Regions from separate parts of the Homo sapiens genome. Here region 1 is linked to region 2. Evidence: chromatin loops called from intact Hi-C (ENCODE). Cell type or tissue: PC-3. All regions are shown on one strand. Each heading gives the region's core, and the rest is flanking DNA. Links, peaks and the distances in the headings are about the cores only. Region 1 holds the start of LOC105374077 (a long non-coding RNA gene). Region 2 overlaps KALRN (kalirin RhoGEF kinase).

Region 1 (15,873 bases), core at 4,884-9,883, 49 kb before region 2:
TGTACACATTTCCCCATCCTGGAGATCAGGCCTGGACACTCGGCAGCGCGCACCTCCACATCCTGGAGAGCAGGCCTGGACCCTCGGCAGCGCACATCTCCGCATCCTGGAGAACAGGCCTGGACACTTGGCTGTACACATTTCCCCATCCTGGAGATCAGGCCTGGACACTCGGCAGCACGCACCTCCGCATCCTGGAGAGCAGGCCTGGACCCTCGGCAGCGCGCATCTCCGCATCCTGGAGAGTAGGCCTGGACACTTCGCAGCGCACATCTCCGCATCCTGGAGAGCAGGCCTGGACCCTCGGCAGCGCGCATCTCCGCATCCTGGAGAGCAGGCCTGGGCCCTAGGCAGTGCACACAGCGCTAGGTGCCTGGTACCTCCAGGCATGCGTCTCCCATTCCTAATATTCCTTCCGCATCTTGAGTGCAGAGAACTTGGTCTGTTGATATTCCATGTGCCTCACCATACATAACACAGGGCACGTGGCAAGTACAGAACCAAAGCCTCTCCTGGATGCACACGTGGGCTGGGCTGTGCCTGCCAGCTGCAGGGCCCTACAAATCACCTCATCCTCCACATTAATTTTTTATGACAATAGAAGTCAAGCTGGCCCAGGGATATGGGACACTGGTCCTGCCAGCTGCCCCTTTGGAAGGACAACACAAAGTCCTCACATGGACTGACCAGGCATTAAAGAAAGCCCCACTAGGACTTAAATTCTGCTACTGTTTTCTCAATTCTGAAGATGGTGACTAGCTTACGGAAACCGAGCTATCCTCAAACATCTTCTCCTGCCAAGGATTATAAGAGCTGAAATCAAGAGAGAAAGAGCTCTGACAGACACAGCTTTCCTTCCTCTGGGAAAGCTCTCCTTCTCTGGATATGCTCCATTGACAAGGGGCCTGGACAGTCCTGCTCTGTAGGGGGAGAGGAGTTGGCAGAGGCTCAGCTCCAGGCCACATGCATGGGGGCCTGAGGGGAATCCTGCACTTATGCCCTCCTCCTGGGAGACAGATGCGATTAAGGACTTCTGGGCACCTTGCCAAATGGCCTAACATCCTGGGGATGGAGGAGTGGCCCAGGTGCTCGAAGAAGGGAGCTTGGCTTGGGAGTTTCTAGTAGAAAGGCCCAAACCTGAGGGCAGATTGGCAGCAACTGACAAGCTAGTGAGCCTTGTGTATAAAATGCTATACTTTTTTTCCTTTTTTTAAGACAGAGTCTTGCTCTGTCGCCCAGGCTGGAGTGCAGTGACATGATCTTGGCTCACTGCAACCTCTGCCTCCCGGGTTCAAGAGATTCTCCTGCCTCAGCCTCCCAAGTAGCTTGGACTACAGGCACACACCACCAGGGCCAGGCATTTTTTGTATTTTTAATAGAGATGGGATTTTGCCATGTTGACCAGGCTGGTCTTAAACTCCCAACCTCAAGTGATCCATCCACCTCAGCCTCCCAAAGTGCTGGGATTACAGGCATGAGCTACCATGCCTGGCCCAAATGCTATACTTTTAAAAGTACCCACCTCTCTGCTGCAGAAAGCCCATGGAAGTACCAGGAATTTTTTGATAATGATAAATAGTGGGGCATTTTGTATGTCATGGTAACAATAACAAGTTTTATATATTTTCTTCCAAAGCTCCTGGAGTGAATCTCATCCCAGTCTATCCTGATGGGGATTTCTGAGGCCTTGCCCTGATCTTTCTAGGTAGCCCTGACACATGGCCATTCAAAAGCACAGGGACGGTGGCTCATGCCTGTAATCCCAGCAGTTAGGGAGGCCGAGGTGGGCGGATCACGAGGTCAGGAGCTCGAGACCATCCCGGCCAACATGGTGAAACCCCATCTCTACTAAAAATACAAAAATTAACCAGGCGTGGTGGCACATGCCTGTAATCCCAGCTACTCGGGAGGCTGAGGCAGAAGAATCGCTTGAACCAGGGAGTCAGAGGTTGCAGTGAGCCAAGATCACGCCATTGCACCCCAGCCTGGTGACAGAGCGAGACTCTGTCTCAAAAATAATAATTAAAAAAAGCACAGGAAACCTTGGTCCCTTTCCTCTCACTCCCCCTTCTCCCAATTATCACTAGGCCAGCAGGCCAAGGCAAAAGACAAACAAAGTAGAGGAAACTTCAATACAATGATTTGTTGACTCTCTACATTCCCCTCTCCTCTATCTCCCAAGTAACTTCAGATTAACCTCAGCATCACTTCTGCAAGGCCTAAGAAAGAGTTAGTGTTTATTCCCAATTCTGTCTGTCCTTTGTTCACTACATCCAGTCTGGAACACCCAGGTCCATAATCTAGCCATAGGCCACTACATAGGCTCTGTTCTCCCAAGCTTTCTCTTTTTATTTTTTCTTTATCAAACTTATTTTAACCATTATAAAAGCAATACATGTTCATCAAATTTTGAAAAATCAGCATAGAAAAGAAAATGACCTAATGTCTCAATTCCACCCCATTCTCCATATATTAACCATATTTTTAATTTACTTCCTTCTAGTCTACTTGCTGTGAATTTTTCTTCCCACCATCCCCACCCCCCAATCACCAATCTGAACCAGACATTCTGGTTCCTTGGCTCTTTCACTAACTAGTTGTGTGACCTTAGGCCAGTTATTATTTAATCTCCTGAAGCCTAATTTCCTGGCTAGAATGATGATGCAGGCTGATTGCAGCAGCTCTGTTCATTCCTATTATATCTGTTTTCCAATGAACTCTTTCACTGAGATTAATAGTCAGATTGGTCAATGAGGAAATAGGACCCAATTTATAAAAATCTACATAAAGCACAACTTTTAAAAAATACAGCCATTGAGTCCCAGGAGATGGGTCATTAAAAGCCTGGAATGGTCTTACCCCATTACTTCCTGTGGACAGCAGAGCCACAACACACAGGGAGCACAGCATTGAGAGGGTTGAGAATAATCACAAAGCCACCCTTTACTGTGCACCTACACAGGCCCAGGAACTCTCTATGTTCCAGGGGCGCCCCTGGCAAATTTTCTTCTCCTATTCTCAACGAACTTGCAATACAAAATTCTGATTGCTAGGGTACAGATAAGAAAAGCTAGGCTTAGTAGGTTCAAAGCCTTGCCCAAGACTTCAGAGCTAGAAGGCTCAGGGCCTGGCCTTGTGTATCCAAATCTTACACCCATGTCCTAAACAGTGACTAGATTCTCTGTGCATCATTTCTGGCTATTCCATCCAGTACTTTGGCAGAATTTCTTGTTATCTGGAGCAGACTTTCTGGCTGGTTTTCTTAAACTCTCTCCCTCTTCCTCCTTGTACATTTATCCTACTGGGATAAGCCCTGCTCACAACAATCATGACAGAGTAAGACAGGAAGACCTTAGGAACTCACGGCCTATTTGGCCAGCAAGCCAAGGTAAGGCGAAGGGGAATGGGGTAGGGGTGAGATGGGCTGATTCAGGAGTCTGAATGAGAGGCCTTGAGCTCATGCTACTCTTGGAATTGATTTTAGTTATTATCACCCATTGTTGAATGAATGACTCCTCAACTCAATCATGCAAAATGAATACACTTATTTTATGGATAAGGAAAATAAGATTCAAAGAAGTCAAGTAACCTACCCAAAGCCATGTAGCCAGTCAGAACTAAGACTGAACTGGCTGAATCCAGGTCTGTCCACCTCCCAAACCCCTGCATTTCCATTCCTCCAAGATGCCTTTCTCACCAAATATCCAATAACCTATGGAAGTAGTTCAAGATCTGCGGAGAGAGAGCTTAAGATACCCATCAAAGCCTTTCCCAGGACCCCAGGAGGATGATTTTATTCAGGGACTCTGAAGGCAACTGCTTGCAGTTATTAAACCACCTGCTGAGAATCCAAATTCTAATTTGATCTCCACAGGCAGGAATTCCTCAGGGAACATGTAGTTCAAACTTAAGGGAGGATCAGAAAAACAGAAGTCCTTCTGTGGTAGGTTGTTTATAAGATAGCCAAATCAAGTCCTTCTATCCTTATGTGCCCACTCCTTTACAATGTGACTGCCTTTTTTCCCACCAAGAGGTAGGGTCTATTTTGCTACCCCCTCAGTCTGAACTAGCCCATGACTTGCTTTGACCAATCCAGTAGAGCAGAAGAGATGCTGTGTGACTTCTAGGCCTCAACTTCAAGAGGTGTTGCAGCTTCCGCTCTCGTTCTCTTTCAACACTTCTGCCATCACGTAAAGAAACTCAGTCTGGTCTTCTAGTGGATAAGATATCACAAAAAGATGAACAGAGAGAGTTATTCAGCTGACAACCAGCACCAATTGCCAGACTTGTCAGTAAAGCCATCTTAGACCATCCAGCCCCAGTCAAGCTGCCAAATGACTGCAGCTACATGAGTGACTCCAGGTAAGACCAGCAGAAAAACTGCCCAGCTGATGCCAACCCAAGTAGCTAAGCCAGTAAGCAAATAGTTGTTTCAATCCACTAAACCTTGGAGCCTAATTTCCCAAATCCTTACATAGCATTACTCCATCACTTCTGAGAACAGGGGTAGCATAAAGAATGTAGAAATGGGCCAGGTGAGGTTGCTCATGCCTGTAATCCCAACACTTTGTGAGGTCAAGGCAGGCAGATCACTTGAGGCCAGGAGTTCAAGACCAGCCTGGCTAACATAATGAAACCCTGTCTCTACTAAAAAAATACAAGAAATTAGCTGGGCATGGTGGCACACACTTATAATCCCAGCTACTTGGGAGGCTGAGGCATGAGAATCTTTTGAACGACACTCCAGCCTGGGTGACAAAGCGAGACCATGTCTCAAAAAAAAAAAAAAAAAAAAAAAAAAAAAAAAAAAAAAAGAATGTGGAAGTGGAAGGAGTTTATAAAGTATGTCTTAGGCAAGCAGCTCATGTTGTTTGTGCCCTGAGACTCTGCAGGCTTCAAAAAACCCCAAGTCTGGAGCCAGACAGCACTAAGAAGTCTTGATTGCATAAAGAAGAATCAAGCCCAAGGGCCCATAAATGTGAGAGAGGTTTAGAGCTTGCTTTTATTGATCTACAACTTCTCTGTGTGTACTCAAGAGGAAAACGTCTTCTCTCATATATCAACCTGTTGGTCACAGCCAACAACTCTCTGTTGCCTTTTAAAAGAATTCCAAACTCCTTAACCTGACATTTAGGGGCTCTAAATGATCTAAATTCAGGTCTGGGGTTCTAATCCCAATACTGCCACTTATTCACCAGCCATGTGACGCTGGATAAGACACTTCACATCTCTGAGCCTCAGTTTCTTAATAAGTAAAACTGGGATTTTGCATGCATAGATCATGCAGTTGTTATGAAAACTAAGATGACATAAAGTGACCAGTACTATACCTGGCACACAGTGGATGTTGTAAAGTTCCTTCCCAATGGTTCAACACCCTTCATCACACTCAGAGAAGAGAGATTCCTTCAGAGAAAAGTTTGTGAGATGCCAGGAAGGCGCTAAAGGTTCCTTGGGGTAAAGCCACATCTTGAAGCCTTGATGTGGTTGTAAGGAATCAGAGTGATGGACTGGGTCCCCGTCTTATTTGTTTTTCTTTTTTTACCACACGTCCCAAGTACATCTATAGCTAACTAAAGCTTTACCACGGTATTTTCTGAGGAAAGAACTCTGAAATGCTCTTGGTTGAGTTTCAACCAAGCCAGCCCTCTTCTCCACCTTAGATTCTCATATCCAACAATGGGCATCTGCCTCTTGTATTCAGAACACTGATCCTACACTCGGACTGATCTTACTTCCTTCTCTAGTTTCCTTCGTGGAAAAATACCCTGTTACCCTAATTTCCATAGTTCTACTCCAGCAAGTCACTACTCCCACGTTCAGGACAACTGAGAGTCCCAGAGAGAACTGTCCCCTCTCTCTTCCCCTGACTACTCCCCTATTGCCCACTGTTGATAATAACTCCTTCCCTGTGTCTCTCTCACAAACACATACAGTCACATTCTATAGTGAAACAGGAAATTGAACTAATAGAACTACATCTCCATCAGAGACCAATCAATGCCATTGATTGGCACAACATTTCACTGGACATGAGGCGCCAGGGAGACAGGGGATCCTCCTTCCCTCCCCCTAAACTACACACACTGCCCCTCTGTCAATCCCCGGGATTCCACTGCACCAGTAGTTGCAAATTACCCACAAGTATCAAGCCCTATGCAGCTAGAGCCCACAGCTGAAGAGAAGCCAAAGCTACCAAAACATCAACCACTGGCTCAGGATTAAAGAGAGATAGGCAGTTCCATTCCTGTGAGCCCTTACCCTGTAGGGAGATCCTCCCTGACCCAGTAAGCCAAATCCACCCCATCCCTACCCTATTATCAAACCACAGAGAGCCAACAAGCTTAGTAAAATGCAGTGGTTTCCATTCTTTAAGCATGGACTCTCCATAGTCACTCCACCATTCCCCTCCAAATCACAGCACTGACCCCTCAGAAAGGGAAAGGAAATCATTTATGTGCCTCAATGTGCAAAGCCTTCCACCACTATGTGTTCATCATTCATTCCTAGAACATCCCTGAAGGTAAGGCATTATTATTTCCAGTTTACATGAGTGAACAGAGGCTCACAGAGCCCCAGATAACACAGTCAATAAACAGGATTTAGATCAAGGTCCTGTGACTCAAATCCCATGTCTTTCCACTCAAGAGTCAACACTTAGAGTTGTGCTCTCTTAGTATATACTCTAAATATACTTGCCTGTGTTTGGGTGTTTGTCTAATCATGTGCCTTTGTCACTGGTTCCTATAGCTCCCAGAATAGTGCCATGTGCTTGGAGGTAGTGTTGACAATGAAGACACATGGAGATGCCTTCCAAATCACTCCCAGTGTCCTCTTCCTTGAGAGGCCGATTGAGATCTAATCCAAACCTGAGGCATGTGGCTGTAGTTACCACATTTGGTGCCTTTTCTACAATATTTAACATAATTTAACAGGAGTTAAAACTATGATGCAAAGACATGAGAGGAAGCAGACGGAAAGTTGACCAAGAGATAAGCAGAGAGGGTAGAGTCACCTCTTCTATGAGCTTCATTTGGGAAAGAAAGTGGTATCACTGAGCCTCTCCCCAGGGAGATTCCCCTAGTTTAACTTGGCTGAGCCACTGATCCAGGCCCTCCCAATGACTCTCACCAGCATTCTGGGGACTCCCTTAAAGCCAAGGTAAACATGACTCAAACCAGCAGAAGCCAATATTGCTTGCTCTATGAGAACTTTCTCATAGTTTATCTAACCCAGGTTGCCAGAGCTTGGACAAAGTAGACAATCAGTTGCCAATGGCAACCAAACCCCATCACTTCCAACTTCATTTTGATTGGCTTAGAGGGATGGAAGTCAAGGAGGGTCCAGGAGCAAGTGGCCTTTATATCTAATGCATTCACTTAACAATCATCTTGCTTTATACGCATAACTCTTCAACTTTTTAAACGGCTTTTCAGTATCATTTCATCTTCTCTTATTCTCACTGTAATTCTTGAGGTGAATGATGATCTCCTCAGGCAGACAGGAACTCCCTGCAGTTGTTTTGTACCTCTCCACCAACCTCAGTACTTTTGGAAACCAAAAACCTTTTCAGCAAAGAAAGAGCAGGAATATGATCTTCCCAACACAAAGTCACAGAATCACTCAGCCTTAGAGATGGGTGGGTCCTTAGCAGCTCCCTAACTATACAACTCTCATCTGAGGGCAGGGGTGCACTCCAAACCAGTGCTGTGCAGTAGAACTTCCTGTGATGATGGAAATGCACATATCTGCTCTGTCCAATTGAGAACTGTACTGGAAAGAGAAGATGTGTGCATTTTGATCACTTGAAATGTAGCTAATATGACTGAGAAATTGAATTTTTAATTTTATTTTAACTAATTTTAATGTTAACAGCTACATGTGACTATTGGCTACTCTATGGGAGAACACACTCTATGGCATCCCAACCAGACTTTGCTGCAATGGTAATTTACTACCTCAATTTGATAGTGTCCACAAAGAGAGTCATGCAATTTTATACAGAGAATACCTGTTATCTGTGCTGAAAGAATTACGTGATAAAAACACCTTTTGCCTACAGTTTGAATGTTGATCACTTCAATAACAAAATGCTTACAAACTCTTACAGACTGAGCAGATTAGAAACAGAGAAGCCACTAAAAACCATCTAGCTCAACCCCTTTATTTCACAGATGGGAAAACAGGTTTGCTGTATCTTTCTCCTCGGGTCATACCTTACAGATCCTGTGTTCTCTAGGGAGTCCAGTGCTCTTCCATACAAGTAAACATTGCTCCCAGTGTTTCTGACAACTTTCTGAATTATTCTCTACCTCTAGGTATCCCAGGGTAAGAGCGAAGCTAGGGAGAAGGAATTAGAACTGTCACCACCATGACTAGCAACCAGAGTCTCCTGCTTAACAGGAGCCAATTTCATAGGAGCCACAGGTCAGCAGTAAAGTGCAGGGATCTAAGGGAGCCCTGGGCCCAGTCGCTCAGGCAGAGCCCTGCAAGGACACAGGGTTTACTCTTGGTCCACCCCCACTCCATCTTTACCTGTCCAGTCACCTATTTGGAAAGTCCCCAAATTTATTATTATAATATCATTATTATTATTATTTTGAGATGGAGTCTTGCTCTGTTGCCCAGGCTGGAGTGCAGTGGTGTGATCGTGGCTCACTGCAACCTCTGCCTCCCAGATTCAAATGATTCTCCTGTCTCAGTCTCACAAGTAGCTGGGATTACAGGCACATACCACCAGGACTGGCTAATTTTGTATTTTTTCTTTTAAGTAGAGACGGGGTTTTACCATGTTGGCTAGGCTGGTCTCAAACTCCTGGCCTCCAGTGACCCACCTGCCTCAGCCTCCCAAAGTGCTGGGATTACAGGTATGAGCCACCACGCCGGGCCCTCCAAATTTAGATGTTCAAAAAAACATCTGTTTCCTCTCACATTGGCTCAGAGCAGCGGTGTCAGTTTAAATTTGGGGCTTCTAGGCAAAACTGATTTCCAGAGGAATCCCTTTCCCTTTGTTATATGCTGAACGGACTCCTGGAGAGAGGGAGTCCCCATAGGTGTGGGTCCTGGAAATAAAGATTTTTAAGTTAGGGAGAGACATAATATAATTTTCTTATAAAAAGAAAAAACATATTTACTTTCTCTGCTTTTTAAAGCTGGAAATTAAGAAAATGTGAAAAAAATAATTTTTATGAGTATTATTTGAGCTATCTGGTGGTCCTGCTTCTGAAGGAGAAACATCTATGAAACATCACTCATGAAGCACTTAATGAACACCATCTTTCCAGTCACTACACTAGGCACTGCACTATCTCATAGGGGAGACAACCTTCATCTGTTCAATATTTGTTAAGCCCCCACTAAACAAAGTCGCTATCTTCATAAAACTTACATTCCAGTAATGGGAGGCTTACAAAAATCATGTGTACAAAACAACAATATTACTTGAGATAATACAAGTCCCACAAAGAACATAGAAGTAGTGGGATGGGGTGTGACGCTGGGATGGTAGAGTGGGGGACAGGCTACTCTAGCTAGGGTGGTTAAGAAAGGCCACTTTGAGGAGATGGCATTTGAGGGAGGGCCTGAATGCTGGGGAGCAGGCAGATGGGAGGATGAGCGGGGGAAGAAGACACCCCAGGCAGAGGAGCCACTTGTGCAAAGGCCCTGAGATGAGGACAAGCATGGTATGTTTGAGGGTCAGGAGGCTTGTAAGGCTGAAGTGAAGTGAACAAGCAGGAAGTGGTAGGAAGAGAGGTTTGAGAAAGAGGCCATGGTTCAGGGAGAGCACATGAGAAAGAGATCATGTGAGGCCTTACAGGCCGAGGTAGGTACAGTGCGAAAGCACTTGGAAGGGGTGGGCATTAAGCCCAAGAGACATGATCCAATGTATGAATATAAATATATACAATGGTGGATAAAATATTTACAATACAGGAAGAATGAGTGCAAGGCAGGCCATTACAAAGTACAGGAGCTATGCTAATAAAGAAATCTATACTGTAGGGAGGGGCTCGAGAAAGTCTAAGCCTCTTAGGGCATGGCATTCCAGGCTACAACAGAAGACGCAAAGAAGGAGCAGTGTGAAATGACATGTGTGAAACATGACGACATGTTGGAGGGGACCACATGTGGTTGCTATGGAGGTGGATAGGTACAAGCCATGCATGGGAACCATGCATACATCAGCCTTGGTAATTGAACGTAATTTGTTCTCAATCTTGTCTCTTAAAAATATTGGTACCCAGGCCCCACAACAGACAAATTAGATAAAAACATCTGAGGGTGGGAGGGCAGACACTGGCATATTGAAAAGCTTTCTAAGAGATGCTAATGCACAGCCAGGGCTAATAAGTGGTACTGTAGGCAATAATTTGAAGGGCCCTAAAAAATTTTAGACAAGCAGCAACATTTATTTCTCATAACAAATTTGTTTTTCTAAAGATTATATTTTATAATTCAGTAAAGTATAATATGTTCAAGCAGTGATGACAAATTAATTACTTGTGTTTTCATTTAAAACTCTGAACAATGTTACAAAAGGAATAACAAGTTTCCATTCCTCCTGACCTCTGGCTCCTCAGTTTACGAGAAACCTAGAAACTCTGAACAGAAGAAACCTTCAGCAATGAGAGCTGATAGATTTTATAGCCAGAAGGATACTGCAGAGAGCCCCCCTCATTTTACAAATATAAGGAGAGGCCCAGAGGGGTACTATGATCGGGACAAAGATGCCTGGGGTTAGCACCGAAGGTAGAGCTGGACTCCAAAGGTAGAGCTCTCTCCACAAAACCATGCTGCTTCTTGCATGTGACTTAAATAACAAAAGCCGTCCTAATGTCTAGACTTGGACATTTTCTACAATATTAATTAGATAGTGAAAGATCACTTAATTTTAGAAGAAATAAAATATAAATATAAAACAGGAAAGGGATAGGAAAAAAGAAGTCCAAACTAATCAAATACAGTTTTTAGCAAATATAACTTTATTTTTCAGGTTATCCCCTTAGTTAATAACCTCTATAGTTACTGCTCCTTCTGATGTTTTATTTTGATATTTCCATAGATTTCTGTAAACTGAGAGTTTATTCAATGTATGACAAGTTTTCTATAGGTGCATAATTCTTGTTCAAGGCATATATTTCAAAATGTAGACCCACATCTTTCTCCAGTTTCCAGAAAATAGAGAGTTTGAAGCAACAGACACAGAAGAGTGGGTTTGCTCCCATGCTGCAGAAGGCATTTGCAGGACAGAATTCCCAGCTCTATTCTAGAATCAAACATCTGAGGATTTTTTGAGTCTATATTTGGAAATGCCATTCCAACCCTGAAGGCTTGAAATGTGCTGCTTAAAGGTGTGCCAGGAAAATATGGCAGCAGCACCATCTGCATTTATACTGCCACCTTTTAGCCCTGGATCCAAGATTTATACAGCAACAATGGTCAACTATTCGGCTCTTCTCCATTTCTTCATGAAGTCTTTACTTTCCCCTGGCAGTGCACAGAGATTTTATATGCCGCCTAAATTAATCTGAAACAGAGGTAAAGGATGTCTCAGCCAAGGTCACTGTCCAATCTGGATGCAGTGATAGCTATAAAAACTGACTGTGTACAGTTAAGTGTGTGAGTTCTGCAGTAAATCCAAAACACAATGCTTCTTGCTACTCTGAATGACCACAGAAAAGGTTAGATTCAAGCTGGACTGTGAGCTATGAAAGCTACAACAGCCCTCAGCAGGGGACAGATGTTGCAACTGAGTCAACAGTGACTTGGCCAAGGCTTGGTCATGCAGAGGTGAAAGCAAATATCCAGGCATTAAACATCAGTCAGGTGGCCCAGGAGCAAGATGACATACAGGGAAGTTTGGAAGGAGAAGGAGAGAACTTGGAAGTTGGCTCAGAGCAAGCCTGTAGTGAGAACTATGAGCAAGGTCTATGGTAAAGAGCCACTCAGCTCAGTGTCCTGTTGTAATATTTATACATTTATTCTTCTACCTTTATAGCCTTTCTTCTTTCTTCTTTATGCAGATCCATGTTAGAACCTATTATGTGTTCAACCTATTATGTGTCCAGCAAAACATGTATTTTCATGTCACTGACAGATTTAGGCTAAAGAAATGCATGCCATAATGCAGCATTAGATGGGGACATTTTTTCTTCAAACTGCTTTCACATTACTTGCAACGTGATTTGTCAAAATAAATACCTTAGGACCTCGTCTCTGTAAGACTTCACATACTCTACATGTGGTGGTTCCCTTATATCTTCAAAACTTCTGGAAACACAAAAGCTGGCACAAGTGTCATTATCATGGAATCCATGGCTCCTTCCCTCTGTGCAACTGACCAGCCATCTGTTGGAAAGTCGTGCGCAGTTGCCTGCCTTTCATGGATGCTTCCATTGCCTGTTCAACATACTCACTCTCCAGGCTTGCCAAGAGTGTCTTCTGGACCCTGGGGCTGATGCTCACATGAAACCTTCTAGCCAATGTGCACTTTCAGGCACTCATACTAGGATACCAAGAGAATAGAGTGCTCTTTTAAAAAAAAAATCCTTCTCATATTTCAAACATCATCTTATCTATGAAGTAAGTGTTGTGAATATGGCTAAAGGGATTTCAGGTGTCTTGCCTTTGTTCCCTGTGTGGTCCTGGTGAGGATGCTGCAGTTTCAGAGACAGCAGTAGTAAACATTGGGAATTCAGAGTGCTAGAAGGAGGTACTGGTGTCATCTCCATCATGGGCCTCCTCTCACTCATGAAGAAGTACTTAATGTCAACAGACACTTCACTTCCTACACATGAAGATGCATTCAGTCATCCTTGTCTCCTTTAGATATGCATATATCGTTAGATGGCATTTAGAAGTCATGTTTACTCTTCTCACTTGGAATAACCTACAGTGAGGAAGGGGCTGCACTGTGCAAGGAGGAGCTTCCATTTTGCTAAGGAGGAAAAGGATAAGACTGTAGTTAGTGCTTCTCTAGGTTCTAGACAATCTTCTGCATTGTATATAAATCGGATAATGGCCCCTGTACAGGGCAAAGCACTATTCCAGCTCTGAGGGCCTCACCTCAGGACTAAGACCAGGTGTTTTGACTTTGCCTCAGAGCAGGGATTTGTGATTTAAATACATTATGGAAACATGCCACTGGAGCCAAAACAAACTATAATATTCCGAGTTCAGATAAATTTTAAACTCTTACCTTTCAGCGAGGAGACATTGCTTTTTTTCTTTGTGAATCTCAAGTTGAGGGGCCAAAAGAAGTTGAGTTCCAAGTTCCTTCCAACTCCCACACCTTCACACTGGCTCTCACTCCTGCCTCTCCTGACCACATTAAGGCAGTGAGCTCTTTCTTTTATAATATCCACAGGCTCCAGCAAGCATCTATTCCACCTAGACTTTCAATGCCTCATTAGGAAGACTGGGACCTGTCTTCTAACCTGTGGAGCAAAATTCAACAAGAAGCAGCCCACAATGAAGGCACTGAATTTTTCCTGCCCCCAACCCCCTCTTAGGAAACTGGCTGCCTGTCACACAAGTAGACATAACATTTGAGAGCTGTACCTGGCTCTGTATGTGACTCAAAATCATCTGGCACCATGGGCAGTTCTACATTGAACATTGTTCTCTGCTTCATTTTCTGGGATGATTTAGAGGAGGTACAATACAAGTCCCAGTATTTAAACCCCAAACTGTAAGTACTTTATTTTGTGATGAAGTAAAACAATTTCTCAATCCAAAAGGTATCTATCTTTCAACCCCTTTCTGAGTTACTTTCTGGGCCTTCAGCCTATGGGAGACTCCTCAGAAATGCAGAGACCCTCAAGCAGTAATCATACTTATGGCTCTGATCTTCAAAAACACCTTGGAGCTAGAGGAAGGAGACAATTGGGGGTGATCCTATAAGGCTTTGATGTGGATGCCCACAGGCCTGGAGAATGAATGATCTGGGAGATATGCAAATAGTTCTTGCTTCTTTCTGGGAGCAAAGTCTGGCCCACAGGACAGAGTCCATAATAACACGAGACATTTTTAGTAACATACAGGAGGCCACAGAAGATTCACATGTTTCTGTACTATAGATGCAAATCTGTTTTCACCTTGACCTACTGGGATAAGGAGTAAATTGAGAAACAAAGAAAAAGTAGTGCTAAGGCAGGAGAACAACCTTGAAGGCAGGGGTAGAGGGGGAGAAGCGATCTCAGATCATGTTATTAAGTTCAGCTTATAGTTCACTTCTGTTTCCATTATTGTGACATAATTTACTCCCTCCCAAAAGAATTTCTAGAGCCATCCAAAAGCATTAACAATAATATATTGTGTTGAGTCCTGGTAACCAGTCCTAATTCCTCGCAATGATTGCAAATACAAGCATTCACCACAAAATGTTAATAACTGCTCTGTAAATATCTGGAGTGGCAAATTTACTCACATATCAGCTTTGTCCTGTATGTACATTACTTTTTTGGGGGAGGGATGGAGGTATGACTTTTCTATCATGGTAAAATAGATAGCATATATTATTGACCATTTAATCCATGTTTAAGTGTACAGTTCAGTGGCATTCAGTCCATTCACATTTTCACATTGTTGTGCAACCATCACCACCAGCCATCTCTAGAACTTCATCATCTCAAACTGAAACCTTCATTACTTTTCACACAGTATGTGAGCCTCCCTCAAACCCCAAAGGATTAAGACTCCCCCTATCTTCCTTCTCAGTCCTTGGAGAACTACAGGATACAATATTATACAGCATTTTAAGGTTTACAAAATATTTTTCCTCAATGCTCACATAAACTTTGTAAGCCTTCTGTACATGGGAGAAGACCAAGAATCCAAGAAGGGGACAGACTTGCTCAGACAGGGCACTGACCATGCAGGGATCCAGAGAAGGCTCCCAGTGTGCATCCCATTATCCCTCACCACCTCCGACACCAAGGAGGAGAAAGAAGGTGTTGGAGTGGTACCTAAGGAAATCCTCCAAAGGCCAGGCTGTCTCTTACCCCACCCTCTGCCTGATGTGACTCCATCTGACAGATAGTCAGAGCTGCCTGATGGCCCAGAAAAAAAAAAGACCATTTTCTTACACATCATTCATTGCAAAAAACCAATTGGGTCATTTCACACTTCCTTTCCTTCTCTTCTCTTTTCACTCACATAAAAGCAAACCCACATCCCATCCACTTTTCACAAAAGCACCACAGTACACTCCCCATCACCCTTCTCTCTGCACAGACCTCTTTTATTCCTGATCATTCTAACCAGATTCCTTCTTCATAAAAACGTGAACATTCAAGAGATCCCATCTGATGTGATTTCTCCCTCCTGCACATTGCAGGGATGGCTTGGCCCATGGCTTCCCATCATCCTGAGGCTGCCCTGAGTGCTTGATGGGCCCCTCCATCCAGGCCGGCATGGAAGACATGGTCTGCTTTTCTGTGTATCCTCTGTTCCTCTTACAAGAACACCCGTCATTGGATTTAGGGTCCACCCTAATCTAGTATGACTTCATCTTAACTAATTATATCTGCAAAGACCCTATTTCCAAGTAAGGTCACATTCTAAGATTTCAGATAGATATGAACTTTCAAGGGACATTTATTCAACTCAGTACACCCACCTTCCTTCACCAAGGTATGTCAAATTCAATTTCTTATTTTCTTTGGGTTTCGTTTTCGTTTTTTCATCTAGCACCTGCTCCATCTCAATCCTGCTCATCATCACTGCTATGCTGGAAACCCTTCTGAGAATCCTGCTTCCATCTCCCCCCATACCCATCAGTACCTCTAGTCCTCACTTTACAACGGGTATATGAACACCGGATTAAGAAGGAAATGATGCTAAATTGTCCAGAGAGAGTTCATTATTTCAAGC
Region 2 (15,873 bases), core at 5,258-10,257:
ATTATCGAACCAGGGGTCATTATTTTATGAATCCCATATTGTAGTTGAGCCAGATAGACAACAGCACCTTCTTTCATTTCACTTGGATAATGGCCAGATACAAGTCACTTTACTATGACTTAGAGTATTGTGCCCATCTGTTCACAATTGATGGGAATAATTGAGGGGTGGAATGTGCCAGGCACTCTTGGACAAGCTACAGAAGTGGGCTAGGGGCTTTCTTGGCCATTTGCCATGTGACAATGATTCCCTCATCTGTGAACATATGGAGTAGATGAAACTGTCACTTGGAGAGCATGGTACAGCAGAGCTTGGACCATTTCATTTTCACAAGAAACTGTACATGAGTTATAGCAAGGAAATAGCTTTTACATCTTGATTACATCATGAGAAATTCTTCCAAACTTGTGACTGTGTAAATTCTCTTAGGAGAATCTGGCCTTGTGCCCCAAATCAGAAAGAAGTTATAATTGGATGTCATCTATGTCCACCATCTTGGATTTAAAACATGGAGGCAAATCACCCCAAAGGAGAAGAGTGGCCAGGGGATGTCCTGAGACCACACACAAACCTCCGTTTTCCACCTCTCAAGATGCAGGAGTGGTGGGGAGCAGGAAGAAGCCTCAAATATTTGCTCAGACTTTGCAAAAATTTCAATGATTGAAAGAAAGAAATCTGACCAACAGTCGCTGAGAAAACAGTTGAGGTAATATTGGGTTACAGGTATTTCTTAACATAATATTGAGGAAAAAAATAAAGGAATCCTACTGAAAAATCCTTCTGATTGATATATATCTTTTCAAGTTTGGAAAATTTCACTCATGATTAATTTTTTTTTAATAGAGAAAAAAAAACAGAATCATTAAGTTGAGGACTGGTAAAAGCAAGGAAATCTCTCCCAATTCTTGGCCAGACATTCACAAAACCATGATTCTCTCCTATTCAACATTTTGTATTTCAAGGCAAACGATGAAGGCAAAACAGATGTTCCTAAAAGGCAACCTAGAGTCAGAAGAGAATGTTAGTAGGTAAGCTGTCGAGATTTGGGGGTATGAGGTGGTAGAGTCACCTCCTTTTCCTCCAAACCTGCCTCAGAGTCAGGACGCAAACCAAGACGCAGCCTCTAACTCATGGAACCACTCCTGCTCAAAGCAGAAACACCTAATCAGGACAGCCCACTCCTAATTAAGCAGAGCATCTGATGGCCTAACTCTGAATCATCCAGGCTCTTAACAACACCTCTTTACTCCTCCTAAGTATTTCCCTGCCACTCACAGGGGAATCAAAGGCAAGGAGTAGAAGAAATTGACTCCAAGTCATTTTACTTTTTGTGGGCCACTGTGTTGAAAGCATTTCTAGGAAGGGGGATTATACTGTAAGTTAAAATGAGGTGTTTGTGTTTCCTCTGGACCTCCCTTAGACTCCCTCAAATGTCCAGGAATAAGGAAGAGTGGGCCTGGAAGACAGTGACTGCCTGCACTGCCAGGCACGGCACCAGAGCCCTCCACCCACCACATCACAGCTTCCTCTCATCTGTGTGACAGCTCAAGGTCACCAGCTCATGGAGGCTTGCTCATTCACTACACCATCTCTGACCTTGGGCTTCCTCCTTCCCTTCAAACTCTCCTGTCATCATGATAATCAGTATCTTTGAGTCATTTCATGTGTAGTTGTCTGTTCTCATGATTAGAAACTAACATGAAAGAACAGAGCAGGAAACTTGTAATCCAAGGTCCTAGATTCAAGGCTTGTTGCTAGGAAGCCATGGGCAAATCTCTTCACCTTTTTGAGATTCAGTTTCCTCATCTGTAAAAGGGCAATGATAATCCTTGCTTTACTGATTCAGAAGGCTATTGTGGATTCCAAATGAGATAACCCATGTGAAACCCTTTTGTAAATTGTAAATCATCCTATTTCTGTTGCTGGTACAGAGGCCATGTCTCTTCCTTATACTCCAGGTTCTGAACTAGGGTTGTACCCCACTCTGTAGGCTCAGCAAGATTTGGTTTAAATGCACTGAATGCCTTGTCCCTACAACGTTAAACGCAAACCCTCTCCCACGCATTACCATATACAGGTATACCTCAGAGGTATTGAGGGTTTGGTTCCAGACCACCACAATAAAGTGAGTCACATGAATTTTTTGTTTTCCGAGTACATATAAAGTTATGTTCACACTATGTTGTAGTCTATTAAGTGTGCAATAGCATGTCTAAAAAACAATGTACATATTTTAATTAAAAATATTTCACTGCTAAAAAATGCTAACAGTCATCTGAATCTTCAGCAATTCATTATCTTTTTACCGGTGGAGGGTCTTGCCTCAATGTGGATGGCTGCCAGAAATCAGGATAGTGGTTGCTGAAGGTGGGAGTGCCTGTGGCAATTTATTAAAATAAGACAACAATGATATTTGCCACATTGATTGACTCTTCCTTTCATTAAAGATTTCTCTACAGCATGTGATGCAGTGTGATAGCATTTTTCCCACAGTAGAAATTCTTTCAAAACTGGAGTGAATCCTCTCAAAACCAGCTGCTGCTTTATCAACTAAGTTTACAGAAATCTTTTGTCATTTCAACAATGTTCACAGCATCTTCACCAGAAGTCAATTCTATCTCAAGAAACCACTTTCTTTGCTCATCATAGGAAGCAGCTCCTCATCCATTCAATTTTCATCATGAGATTGCAATAATTCAGTCACATCTTCAAGCTCTACTTCTAATTCTAGTTTTCTTGCTATGTCTTCCACATCTGTGGTTACTTCTGCCACTGAAGCCTTGAACCCTTTAAAGTCATCCATGAGGGCTGGAATCAACTTCTTCCAAACTCCCATTAATGTTGATATTTTGACCTCCTCCCACGAACCACAAATGTTCTTAAGGCATCTACAATGATGAATCCTTCTCAGGTTTTCAATTTACTTTACCTAGATGTATCAGAGGAATCACTATCTATGGCAGCAATAGTCTTATGAAATGTACTTCTTAAATAATAAGACTTGAAAGTCAAAATCAGTCCTTGATCCATAAACTACAGAAAGGATGTTGTGTTAGCAGGCATGAAAGCAACATTTATCTCCTTGTACATCTCCATCAGAGCTCTGGGGTGACCAGGTGTATTGTCAATGAGCAAGTAATATTTTGAAAGGGATCTCTTTTTCTGAGCAGTGGGTCTCATCAGTGGGCTTAAAATATTCAGTAAGCCATGCTGTAAACAGATGTACTGTCATCCAGGCTTTCTTGGATTCGGGATTTGGGGGAATGGTAAATGAGCATTGGGTTCAACTTAAAGTCACCAGCTACATTAGCTCCTAACAAGGGAGTCAAGCTGTCCTTTCAAGCCAGACAGTGACTTCTCTTCTCTAGCTTCTTCCAATAGAAGGCTATTTCATCTACATTGAAAATCTGTTGTTTGGTGTAGACTTCTACATCAATTATCCTCTAGATAACTTGCTTCAGTTTTTACATCAGCACTTGCTGCTTCATCTTGCATTTTTATGTTGTAAAGACTGCTTCTTTCCCTCAGTCTCATGAACCAACCTCTGCTAGCTTCAAACTTTTCTTCTGCAGCTTCCTCCCCTCTCTCACCTTTCATAGAATTGAAGAGAATTAGTGCTTTGCTGTGGATTAGGCTTTGGTTTAAAGGAATGTTGTTGCTGACTTGATCTTCTATCCAGATCGCTAGAACTTTATATCAGCAATAAAGTTGTTTCCCCTTCTTATCATGTGTGTGTTCACTGAAATAGCACCTTTAATTTCCGTCAAGAATTTTTCCTTTGCATTCACAACTTGGCTAACAGTCTAACACAAGGCTTTCTGCCTATCTTGCCTTTTTTTTTTTGAGATGGAGTCTTGCTTTGTTGTCCAGGCTGGAGTGCAGTGGCGCAATCTCGGCTCACTGCAACCTCCGCCTCCCATGTTCAAGCGATTCTCCTGCCTCAGCCCTTGAGTACCTGGGATTACAGGCACGTGCCACCACGCCTGGCTAATTTTTGTGCTTTTTGTAGAGACTGGGTTTCATCATGTTGGTCAGGCTGGTCTCAAACTCCTGATCTTGTGATCCACTCACCTCGGCCTCCCAAAGTGCTGGGATTACAGGCATGAGCCACTGTGCCCGGCTGCTATCTTAGCCTTTAACATGCCTTCCTCACTAAGCTTCATCATTTCTAGCTTTTGATTTACCATGAGGGATGTATGACTCTTCCTTTCACTTGAACACTTAGAGGCCACTGTAGGATTATCAATTGGCCTAATTTCAATATTATTGCGTCTCAGGGAATAAAGAGGCCTGAGAAGAGAGGGAGAGATGAGAAAACAGCTGGTAGGTGGAGCAGTTAGAACACACACAATTATTAAGTTTGCAGTTTTATATGGGCATGGTTTGTGGTGCCCCCAATCATAATAGTAACATCAAAGATCCCTGATCACAGATAACCATAATAGATATAATAATAATGAAACAGTTTGAAATATTGTGAAAATTACCAAAATGTGACATAGAGACACGAAGTGAGCACATGCTATTGGATAAACAGTGTTGATAGACTTGCTCAATGCAGGGTTGCTACAAAACTTCAATTTGCAAAACATGCAATATCTGTGAAGTGCAATAAAGTAAAGTGCAATAAAGTGAGGAATGCCTATACACTCAGAAGTCAAGCTTTCATGCATATCATTATAAAAATGCCCACCAAGAAGGCTCCTGCAGTCTGGCTTTGTGCACCCCTACATATAAGACAGGAGAGCAGATCAGGACCTCAGAGTGTGCTGAAGGACACAATCACAGCAGCAGAGTGGAATTGAGCCTCCACCAGCACTGCAGACTGCACTGGTATATCCAGCTCCACTGCCCAGAAAGCAACTATCTTCCATGACAGCCAGGAATTTTTTCTCTTTCTCTTTAGCACCACCACCTGCAGAATTTCCATCACAACCACCGCAGCCAAACTCTCTGGCACCACTCATCTCACCATTTGGCAAGTGCAAAGCCCAAAATTCTCTCACTGGGACTTGTTTCTAGAGTCATAACTAAAATCTCTGATTGCCCAACAGAGAGCACCTGGGAGACCAAAAGGAGAAGAATGCTATGTGACATCTGAAGCCACTAATTGCCCATCTTCCCTGAAGCAATGTGCTGACAGTATCCTGTCCTTTTTTCTGAGTGTCTGCTAACAGGTCTGCCTGTGATTAGGAGGAGCACTTATACTGCTACTAAGTCACTCTGCACCTTCAACAGCTGACACCTATAAGCAGCTCCTTTGTTTTACAGTAAAGCAAATTCAATAATTAATGGCCTTATGGAGAATTCCAATCCACAGCCTCTTTGAACAGGGCTGCAAAAGCATCCCCAAACTGTAAAATTGTTTCTTCAAGTAGAAATAAATCACCACTTCTTGCATTTTATCATACAACCAGGTGCCATGGGCCCCAGAGTCAACCCTTCCCTAATGGTCTGATAAAGGAGATAAGAAATAGCTGAGTGCTCATGGGTGACTTGTGCAATATTTTACAAATATGAGAGAGAAATAAATAACACAGTACTGTAGACATGGCAATGATATCCTCTGAAAAACTTAAAATGCCCTCTCCACTGCCACCCAATTTCTGTCATGTTTTAAATATCTAACTCAAGCTTGACTTCTTCCATGAGGTAGCTTTTCTCTGATTACTCCAGCCTAGAAAAATTTATTCATTCAATATTTCTTTATTGAGCACCTACTGTATACCAGACATTGTGCTAGATTCTGGAGATAGAAAATATAAACAATCAAAACCTCTATCTGGTGGCTACATTCTCTAGTCTACTAATAGAAGTACTGTTTATACTCCTGCATCTTTCACAGATAGCATCTCCTGGAACTCACATTACTCTTCATTTTACAAAATAATTATTAACATGTCTTTTTAAGTAGCCATTTCTGATTTCTTTTTTTTTTTTTTTTTTTTTGAGATGGAGTCTCACTCTGTTGCCCAGGCTGGACTGCAGTGGCATGATCTTGGCTCACTGCAACATCTGCCTCTCGGGTTCAAGCAATTCTCATGCCTCAGCTTCCCAAGCAGCTGGGATTACAGGGTGCACCACCACGCCCAGCTAATTTTTGTATTTTTTTTAGTACAGATGGGGTTTCACCATGTTGGCCAGGCTGGTCTCAAACTCCTGACCTCAAGTGATCCACCTGCCTTGGCCTCCCAAAGTGCTGGGATTACAGGAGCATTTCTGAATTCTTTTATATTCTGCTAAGAGAAGGTGCTGCATAAATACACATTGAATGAATAGTTAGCTAATTATGTGAAAATATATATATATATATATATATATATATATATATTTTTAGTATTCCTATCTGGATTGTAAGTTTCTTGAAAAGTAGGGATTCTTCTGTTCACATTTCTGTATCTTCTAGACCATCAGCACAGTTCTAGGCACATGGCTCATTCTCAGTACATACTTAGTTAAATTCAGTAATTCTGCTAGAAATGGGAGTTCCTATTCTACATTTATACCATTAATCGCACTCTAGATTTAGAAAATGGGAAGTCTAAGGCAAAGGAAAACAAGATGGTCAGTTCTAAGTGACAGTCCCCTCAACATGCTCGCTAAGCTTTCTCTCTGACCAAAGCACTGTGTTTTTGAGAGAGGAATAAAGTCATATTTCATCTGTGGGGATTTACCTAAACCACCTGTGGATTGCAAGAAGAAAACCAGAATGGAATTAGAGCAGCAAGGCTGACTTTGGACAGCAAGACCACCCATAGAAACATCCATCATGTGACCCACACTGGATCTGCCTGCCAAAGGACCATGAACTCAGGAGTCAGAGCCACCTGCCCTGTCGGGGGAACGGCTACAGCCCAAACCAGTCCAGGAAGGCCTGGGTATCCTCATCACCCCATGTACCCACACTGCTGTCTTTTGTTTCAGCCTCTTGAAATCCATCTCCTAGAATAGCCAGTTTTGCTCTGATAAGCCACAACTAAGAAAGTCAGTGAACTGGGGCTGACCTCTGTGGGGAGATGGGTCAATATCCTCTACTACCTTAGGTGAGATTAGATGGATTGATGTTGTTCTCCCAATCCCCAAGGTGTGAGCACACCATTAGCATTGGTAAAGCATACCCAAGCAGCAGCCCAGGAATGGCATCAGGACATCCGTGTATCACCCCCAAAGGCATTAACCTGAATCAGAGCATTCTAAGTTCTAGACACACTTGAAAGCTGTCTCAGGGTTTGCCATCTGAAAATTCAGAGAACTTACCCTGAAGCCATCCTCCCTACTCCTCAAATTAGAAAGTGCCCCAGGACCTTCAAAATCAACCTTAAATAACAAAAAATTAGACAACATTTTCTATTCCAGACACAATGCTAGACCATGCTTCAGTCCTACCCGATCTGAATGATCTGATCCCTGCTCATGTTGGGACAGCCTGGAAGTAGTCCTGCCTCCTCCCCCATCCTTGCGATCTGAGACAGATCCTGAGGAAGCTGCTCTTGGAAGCCAGCAATGGCATTTAGTCATGCAAAGCAATGAGCTGACTTCATTTTCCTCAATAAATATTTCATTGAGATTCAGAGAAATAACAGAAATCTTACTCATGAGATTTATGTTTGTCTTAATGATTCACAGCATAATTTGTTGCAAATTAAATATTTATTTTAATATCTTCTTGGGTCTGAAAACTTCTGTCCATTTATCAGTGAGTCTTTGTACCATCAGTCCCCTCACAGATGTGAAGACATTGGGAACAGTCTAATTCTTCTCTGAAGTGGGAGTTTTTCCTTTCCAGCTCCCTCTTAATGAGGAGCCTGCACCACATCTGTGCAACAGTTGCACTGTCTCTGACACATCCCCCAGGGCCCTGTCAGTCAGCTTCCACTCCCTGTTGCCTCTCGCCTTGCAGGTCTCAAATCTACACACATTCGTAAAAGGCTTACCTGCTCAGCTACCTCTCCCACCTCTCCCAGCCACAGAATCCCAGAGACACTCTCTGTAAAACAAGGTGGGGGTTGAGAGAAGGAAGAAAGCTGGGCTCTCATTACAGTATGATGAAAAGGAGACCGGAATTGGAACAAAGAGCTCTGAGTTCAATGTCACTACTCCATGGACATACAGTCTTATGACAGTCACTTATCTGGCCACGTCCTACTTGTAAAATGGGGATACATATACTGCTGAAAGACTCAAGTGAGATAGATGGTGGACATGCTTTATAAACTGTAAAGAATGACAACTACCTGCCAGAGTTGTGACAATTAAATGAGAAGACGGATTTCCAGTGTTTGGAACAAATCTGGTATATAATAAATGTTCAAGTAAGACATCGTTATAAAAATATGAGAAATTAAATATGTTTACTTTTTTTAGAGTGCAATGACTATTTAGGCCTCACTGCCTGGCATTTACATGTGGCCTAAGGGAACATGTCCCATGACTCACATAGAGAGATGCACAGAAGTCTTAGGAATCTCCAGAGCCCACGTGAGGGACAGAGGGCTTCTGTGGATGCATGGAAGTGTCTCCTGCAACTCCACGGAATGCTTCTGGGGGCTGGAAAGTTGTACTTTTTAAATGTTCACATGTATATCTTTGCAGTCTCCTGCAGAAACCCTCTCTCCCACAGAGATGGCATAATCCTAACTAAGTTGCTAAAACTTCCCTAGATCCTAAGAAAAGCATTCCCTGTTTACTTCACAGGGAGTATAGTCTAAGCCACACACCCCCATCGGCCCCAAGAACAGCCCCCTCCAAGTGGCAGCCAGAGCCATCTGCCATCTGTAGTCCCTCTGTCCTGTCCCCCAGCTGCGAGTCCCACCACGTAGTCTCCCTGAAATATGGCCCAGGCACAGATGGAAGTGTCTCCTTCATCTCCACGGAATGTTTCTGGGGGCTGGAAAGTCTGACAGTCACCCTGAGGGAAGGCACTCTCCTCTGCCTACCTCCATGCCAGCCCTCAGGGAGGTTTCCTGGATGATCCCTAAGAGGAGGCAAGATGGATCTGGGAGGAGGGAATGAGTAGATTCCCAAGACAGCTTAAAACCCAAAGAGATTTTACGTTCAACATTAATTAAATGTCATTTCTAAAATTTTTAAATCCCTGGCACTGTGAGAAAGATTTACAATGCTAAAGCAAAAAGGGCTTCTGAAAAGTAATTATAAAGGCTTATAAGTTAATAATGGCTTTGTACCTTGTACTACTACAGCTAATTCCATTATCTTAGAAACTAAAAACTAATGTTCAGTAACTTGGTGAATGCCTCAATCTGAAGCTTCTGAAAGAACGGTGCCAACAGCCTTCTTGGCCACCACATCATGTTAAGTAATTCTCTCCTCCAGGAAGCCATCCCAGAATATCTCTCACCAAGTCTGAGTCATCCATTCACTCTAAACACCACCCACCCCACTCCCCCGACACACACACTGCCTTAATGTTCCTCTACTTCTTCCGGAAGAATCTTAAATTAACACAAGAGTGCATTATTTTAGCACCTATAAAAGGATCAGCTGAGTGATATTAGCCAAAAGGAATGAATGAACTGTTTAAGGTGTCAAAGCACTACAAGGGTCAGAGAGGTTCTGAGCAGGAGGCACTTTTGTAGCATCCTTCAAATCACACCAATTCTGTCTTCTCCAGAGATGACCCTTAATAAATGTTTAGTTATTTAAATATAAAATAATTTGCTGATTCTCCCCACCCCCAGAATGTTCAAGGGAAAAAAAAAAAACACTGTTTTTCTTTTCCATAAAAGAAATTCCTAGTATAGACCCCTAGCTCAGGGCAGCAGGTCAACAAAATACACTTGACCACACACCAGCCAGTCCCCCCTTCTCTCCCTCTGAGCTGATGCAGATCAGAAGGAAGCCTGCAAGGTCTGAAATCTGACCTTCCATCTGCCACTTGATCTTCCATCTGCCACTTCCCCAATTCAAAAGGGGCTAGGGGCTGGAGGATACAGCAAGAAAGATCTCCAGGGATCCACTTGGTGGTGAGCAGATGTTAATTTGGACTCCAAATAGGATAGAGTAACTCTGCTTCAAAGCAAGAGGCCTAAGGTCACAGTCAAAGACACTTTGGTGGACAAAGGAGATTCCAAGATGTTACTGAACAGTCCAACATCTGACTCTGCCTCCAGGAATCTACAGTATAGGTACAGTAGTCTCTCCTTATGCGTGGTTTTATTTTCCACAGTTTCAGTTACCTGTGATGCAATATAATAAGATATTTTGAGAAAGAGTGATACCACAGTCACATAACTTCCATTATATTGTTATAATTGTCCTATTTATTATTAGTTATTGCTGTTAATCTCTTACTGTTCCTAATTTATAAATTACAGTTTATTGTAGGTATGAACATACAGGGAAAAAACATAGTATATTTAGGATTCAGTACTATCTGTGGTTTCAGGCATCCACTGGGGATCTTGGAACGTATCCCCCTCAGATAAGGGGGAACTACTATATTCTCATCATCATTTCTGGACAGAAGAGAGGAAAGGATACAAGACTTAAGATAAGAAAAGCTAGATTAGAACCTAATTATGCATACCATTATCCAGGCTGAATGACTTTGTCAAGTCACTTAACTTATTTCAGCCTCAGTTTCCTGATCTGTAAGATAGGATCTATACTATTTTGAAGGTTGAGATAAGCACTTAGGACAGTTCCTGGCACATAGGAAGTACTTAATCAATATAAAAAAAATTACTTAGTGATAATACAACCATTATCAACAGGCCACATTCTCCAAGTTCTTTTTCCAGTACAAGGACTAGATTTTTACTATCTGTCTATGCTATTTTTGCTGGCCCTTGCATGACTAATAAAATGCTACTAAAAGACTACCAGCTGGAACAGAAGATGTAGTCTCTAGCCATGACCAAAGAGAAGATATCTGGCCACCAGAGGGAAGAGAGCTGGGCTGCAGCCTTGGCCTCATGAATATAACATCCAGGCCAACTAAGCCAGCAGTACCATACGGATATTCTAAAACATCACTGTCACTGTAAGATAAATATGCACCATACCCTTCATTTGAGTACAGAAGTTTTAAGTCACCAAATTTGATTCTTTGTGGACCATACACTGATAAATAGATCTTATCTTTAAAAATGCATCCCCATTTTTGTTGACAATCCTGTCTCCCACAGTGAGAAATGTTCCTGGAACCAGGGTCTGTTTCAGGAAACCAATTTAAATTCATGAAGCTTCTGGTATTTATGATAAAATGAAAGTAAATCTAGTTGAAGCAAAGACCTACATTCCCAAGACAACTGACCATTCATTTATTAGTTGCTGCCCCTAGCTAACACCCAAACCACAAGCTGCCGTTGCTCGACCTCCCTGCAGGAACCCTGGTCATTCAGAAGTACCAGGGTGAAGCTGAAAAAGAAGGGGGAACAAATAGCTTTAAATCAAGGGACACACCCTCTACAGCCAAGGTCAACACCCAGGAAGGGCAGCAGGGCTCGGACAGTGGCAGAAAGACTCCACCCATACAGCACTTTGAACAGAAGCTCTCTTCCAACTGGAGGCATAGAGCTAGCTGCTAATCTGACGGACGCCCAAAACAGAGAAGTGGGTAAAAATAAAATTACGACTGCTCCCGTGAGAAGGCCAGGAAGAGAACATATCGAAACAATCATGGCCTGCAGCCCTGCCTAACACCAGTGCTGCTAAGTGACCTCAGCCAAAGGCAGGAAATGATTGATCAAGTTACTTTTCTTGCTCAAAATATCCCAATGGCTGCCCATAGACTACTGAATAAAATCCTAGCATGGGACCGAAAGCCCACCCAACCAACCTTTCCAGCTTTCTCTCTCAATATTCCTAATCTCCTTCATACACATTCACAATGTGTATAAACACACATCCACCACATAAAGACTATTTCCCAAATTCTCCCTTCTTCTCTAGGCCTCCTCTATCTCCACAAGCCCAACTTTTACCCATCCTTTAAGGCCCTTTCAAGATCAAATCCACAGCTGAAATTCTCCTCCTCATTTTCTCTGCTCCCATGGCACTTTCTAACTGGGTAATGTCTTCCCTTCACTGTCATTCTCATGAAGACAAAGATTCTGCCTCTCTTGTTCACACTCATAATAGTGCCTGCACAGGGTAGGCATTCAATACATATTTGTTAAATTGGGGAATACTACCTCACTGACGGGAAGTTTCTTCTGTGACTTGAGTTTCCTAGCCTTCACCAGACAAGACATCCCATTAACAGAGGCAATCCAAATTCCACTGGCTTTGGCCTGATCTTCTTCCTCATGTTGCACCTCAGCCCCTGAAAAGTTTCATCTCACTATGTCCAGGAGCCCCACTCATATCTCCCCATGCTCATTCCTGCTCACAAAGCATTGTCAGCCGTACCTGCCATGTCCTTCCTCTGCTGCTCTGGCTGCCCGCTGTTGCTGGAGGATGCCTGGGGTGCCCTCTGTGAGGACACCAGTGTCGGATCCAGAGTGCTTGCTCCAGGGTTCTCAAATCCCCAATATTCCAAGTGCCAAGTAGCCTGAGTTCCCGAAGTCTTCACTATGCCAGGATCAAGCCTTGATGGAAGCTAAGTCCATCTTCCCCACTGTGTTCACAAGATCAGCATCATCTGTCCCCATATGTCACACAGAGCCCTCATGAAAACAGCAGACAGCTCCTTCAACTTTTGCACAGGGTTCCTCTCCTCAGGGCTCAGATGTGAGCCCACGGCATTGGCTAAAGAAGAACCCCTGGGAAAAAGAGCTCATGGTATCCCCAAATCCCATTTCTCTCTTCCTCCCATCCAAATCCATCATACAAACAGGTACCAAGGGGTGCTTGCCTCTCTGATGAAATGGCCAGAACATATCCAAATGCCGATAATGGCCACTTTGAAGACTGAAGTTACACTTCTACCTCTACATAACTGTTCTTCCAACCTGCTCCCTCAAGCCTGGTCCCTCATCCAGCTGCCTGAGGTGGTGACAAAAGGCTGCCTTTTAACCCTTTCTCTTACCTTTCTCCTTTTAAAAATATTTCCACCCAGGGCCTACTCTCTACCCTTCCAGCACTACCAAAGACCCTGTTGCCTCAGCTCCTTCCTTTCTGGGTTGAGACAGATATTCACCATGGCCCTTGGATCCTTCTCTCCTTAAGTGGTTGATAAGAACGGGTTTCTGAAGATACTGCCCAGAATATGATGATTTATCGATGCTGACGCCTTCTAATGCCTGCCAGTTCATGTATTTATTATTCTGGGCTGGGCCACTCAAGCTCTTAATCTTAGGAGAAGGAACTCCAGTGAGGCAGGATGTACCTTGAGCCTCGCAGGCTGAGCCAGCAGGAGATAGCAGGGCACCTGCCCCCTCTGAGGCAGCCCAGCTCAGCCACCTGGCCAGTAGTCTCCAGGTGAGGAGGCGGGGCCTTAAAAGAAACTACCAATGGCTTCACTCCTGCAGGAAACATATCCCAGTCACAAGCAGGTACACAGGTACAGCCTGAAGCTGAAGTTTCCCCCAGGGCCTTGGGCCACACTTCAAGAGAAATGGAAGTTAGTCATCGACTCTCTTCCAATTCAACTTTTGATTATCCTCTTTCAAAGCCCAGATCCTCACATGCATATTCTATCTCCGTACCCTTTCAAAACCTGCCTTCCTAAGCCTTCAGTCCCCAGAGCACCTTATAACCACTCCACCATCCCCTTCTCATCCAAAAGTTAGATTTTAGGCAATACAGGTTAAGAATTAATAACTAACACTTATTGAGCCTTTAACATGCGTAACATCACCTAATCCTTACAATAACACTATAAGGTAAACATAGGATATTATTGGCATCTTACAGATGAGGAAACCAAGGCCTAGAGAGGCTGTGACATGCCCAGTGTCACACAATAGTAAGTGGTAGAGCTATGAGCTAAACCAGGCTGTTTTTATTTCAAAGCCTCCTCCCACTTAACTACTCAGCATACTGCCTGAAAAGCAAGCCAATCAGCTAAACAAACCTCGTCACTGGGCTTGACACATCCGAATTTATTAACTATTTTTCCTTTGGTTTTTTTAAAGGAGTCTGGTACATAAATCAACAGCTTTAACTGGTGGGATTGAAGAATGAAACGGCATGGAGGTAATCAAAGGAGACATGCAGTTATGTAGTACATGAAAGTATATCTACAAGTACATGTAGATACACTTTCAATTCACTTTTACCCTACTTGTCCCCACCCTCCCCCAAAACCCAGCTGTACTCAGCTGCTCGTGACCAAAAATATCACCCCATGCCTACTTTCAACCTGCTTGGCACACTTCCTTTGGGTATCTTCTTTGAGGGACTTTCAAGAGCTAGCAACCTGTGGCAAATGACAAACTAGGAAGGGGGACTTCTAAGATGAGATCAAGCCATAGATATAGGATATGGAAAACAGAAGGTGGAAAGATGGACCCCAAACCTGTGGAAGGCTAGTGTTCAGGAATTGGACCTCTGCTCATTAGATACTCCAGTGGTGCAGTTGGGGACAGGCAGGATAAATTCCTATCTCTCTCTGGGGCCTCTTGTCCAAACAGGAGGATCTGGTTTCTGAACTTCTGGGAGCAAGCCAGAACTTGGAAAAGATCATCTTTGTACCTTCATACCTCGCCTTCTGTGGTCTCCTGCTCCCAGGTAACAAAGGCAGGTATATTAGATCAAGAAAAACCTTCTGCCCTGCTAGGGAAGGGATGCTCATGTTTCCAAGTTTTTGGAGGATTCTTTTTTTTTTTTTTTTTGTGAGATGGAGTCTCACTCTGTAGCCCAGGCTAGAGTGCAGTGGCATGATCTAGGCTCACTGCAGTCTCTGCCTCCCGGGTTCAAGCGATTCTCATACCTCAGCCTCTCAAGTAGCTGGGACTACAGGTGTGCACCACTGCACCTGACTAATTTTTGTGTTTTTGGTAGAGGCAAGGTTTCACCATGTTGGCCAGTCTGGTCTCGAAATCCTGACCTCAAATGATCTGCCCGCCTCAGCCTCCCAAATGCTGAGATTACAGGCATGTGCCACCGTGCCCGGCCAGGATTCTTAAGCCTTAATATTTTCTTTCTTCTGCAAACTGCAGCCCACCTCTACCAGGAGCACTTGGAAGGACCCAGCTCATTCAGTGGAATCATGACTGCATCAGATCTATTCCTATTTTGTACAATATGCATTTATAGAAGTAATTTGTAATATGATTAAGTTTGGGGAGTGAATTTCCAATAAAGCCATTCTTCCTGCTATATATCTTTTTAATATTTTTGATTAAATAAATTTATTATATTTTGAACACAGAGTATCCCAAATTTTTCCAGTTTTTAAGTTACAAAGTGTGTTTTCAATGAACATGCCCCCTATATTTATGAATCCTTTCTGTATTACGTTTGGCTCTATATTTTCTTGCACCATTCAGAGCACGTAGGTCTCAAAGTAGAACAAGAACCATGACTATGCTTCTTAATCTTTAATCCTGAGCACAGACTGTGATAGACACAGTTGGTTGCCTACCCAGTGGCCATTAACCCCCTTCTTCCTTGCTTACAGACCCACATTTTGTTAAGAAATCAAGCATCCATGTGCTTCAGGGGACGCAAAGACAACTTCAGTCCCACAGGGTAAATGCTGACTACATTACACCAATCACGGAAATTGCATCCCCTTCCAGTGACTTGTTTTGGAATTGGTGGCAAAATAATGGCCTTTGAGACATGAGGAAACATCTCCTGGAGGACATCTGGGAAAGGTTTTCTTGCTTTAAAATATATGCATGAAGAAACAGGCTCTTTCAGTTGTTATCGGTTCTGCATGTAACATATGGAGTTACGGCAGCCATCTTGGGACTATCAGGATGGTAGAATGGAAAGATGTAAGGTATTGGGGTTCTAAGATGG

What was found. Peaks named below come from ENCODE experiments on the same cell type or tissue, not always from the same donor. Only the 100,000 strongest peaks of a DNase experiment are listed, where the experiment ranks them.
Region 1: it touches region 2 in a loop (11-fold over the local background); 1 of 110 quality-filtered maps calls a loop at or near these places.

The regions. Positions count from the first base shown.
Region 1 is chr3:124,159,773-124,175,645 of GRCh38, reverse strand. The region is part of intron 1 of KALRN (kalirin RhoGEF kinase); the gene reads right to left. It overlaps LOC105374077 (a long non-coding RNA gene), which reads right to left and starts at 8,638. Exons shown (of 2, transcript XR_924424.4): 1 at 7,132-8,638; 2 at 3,934-4,213. In PC-3, for the core only: no CTCF peak of the experiment used is centred there; no DNase peak of the experiment used is centred there.
Region 2 is chr3:124,111,170-124,127,042 of GRCh38, reverse strand. The region is part of intron 1 of KALRN (kalirin RhoGEF kinase); the gene reads right to left. Among named protein-coding and RNA genes, the nearest start is that of MIR5002, 14 kb to the left of the region's middle. In PC-3, for the core only: no CTCF peak of the experiment used is centred there; DNase peaks (open chromatin) are centred at 7,482, 7,872, 8,432 and 9,332; H3K4me3 peaks cover 1,143 bases; H3K27ac peaks cover 2,618 bases.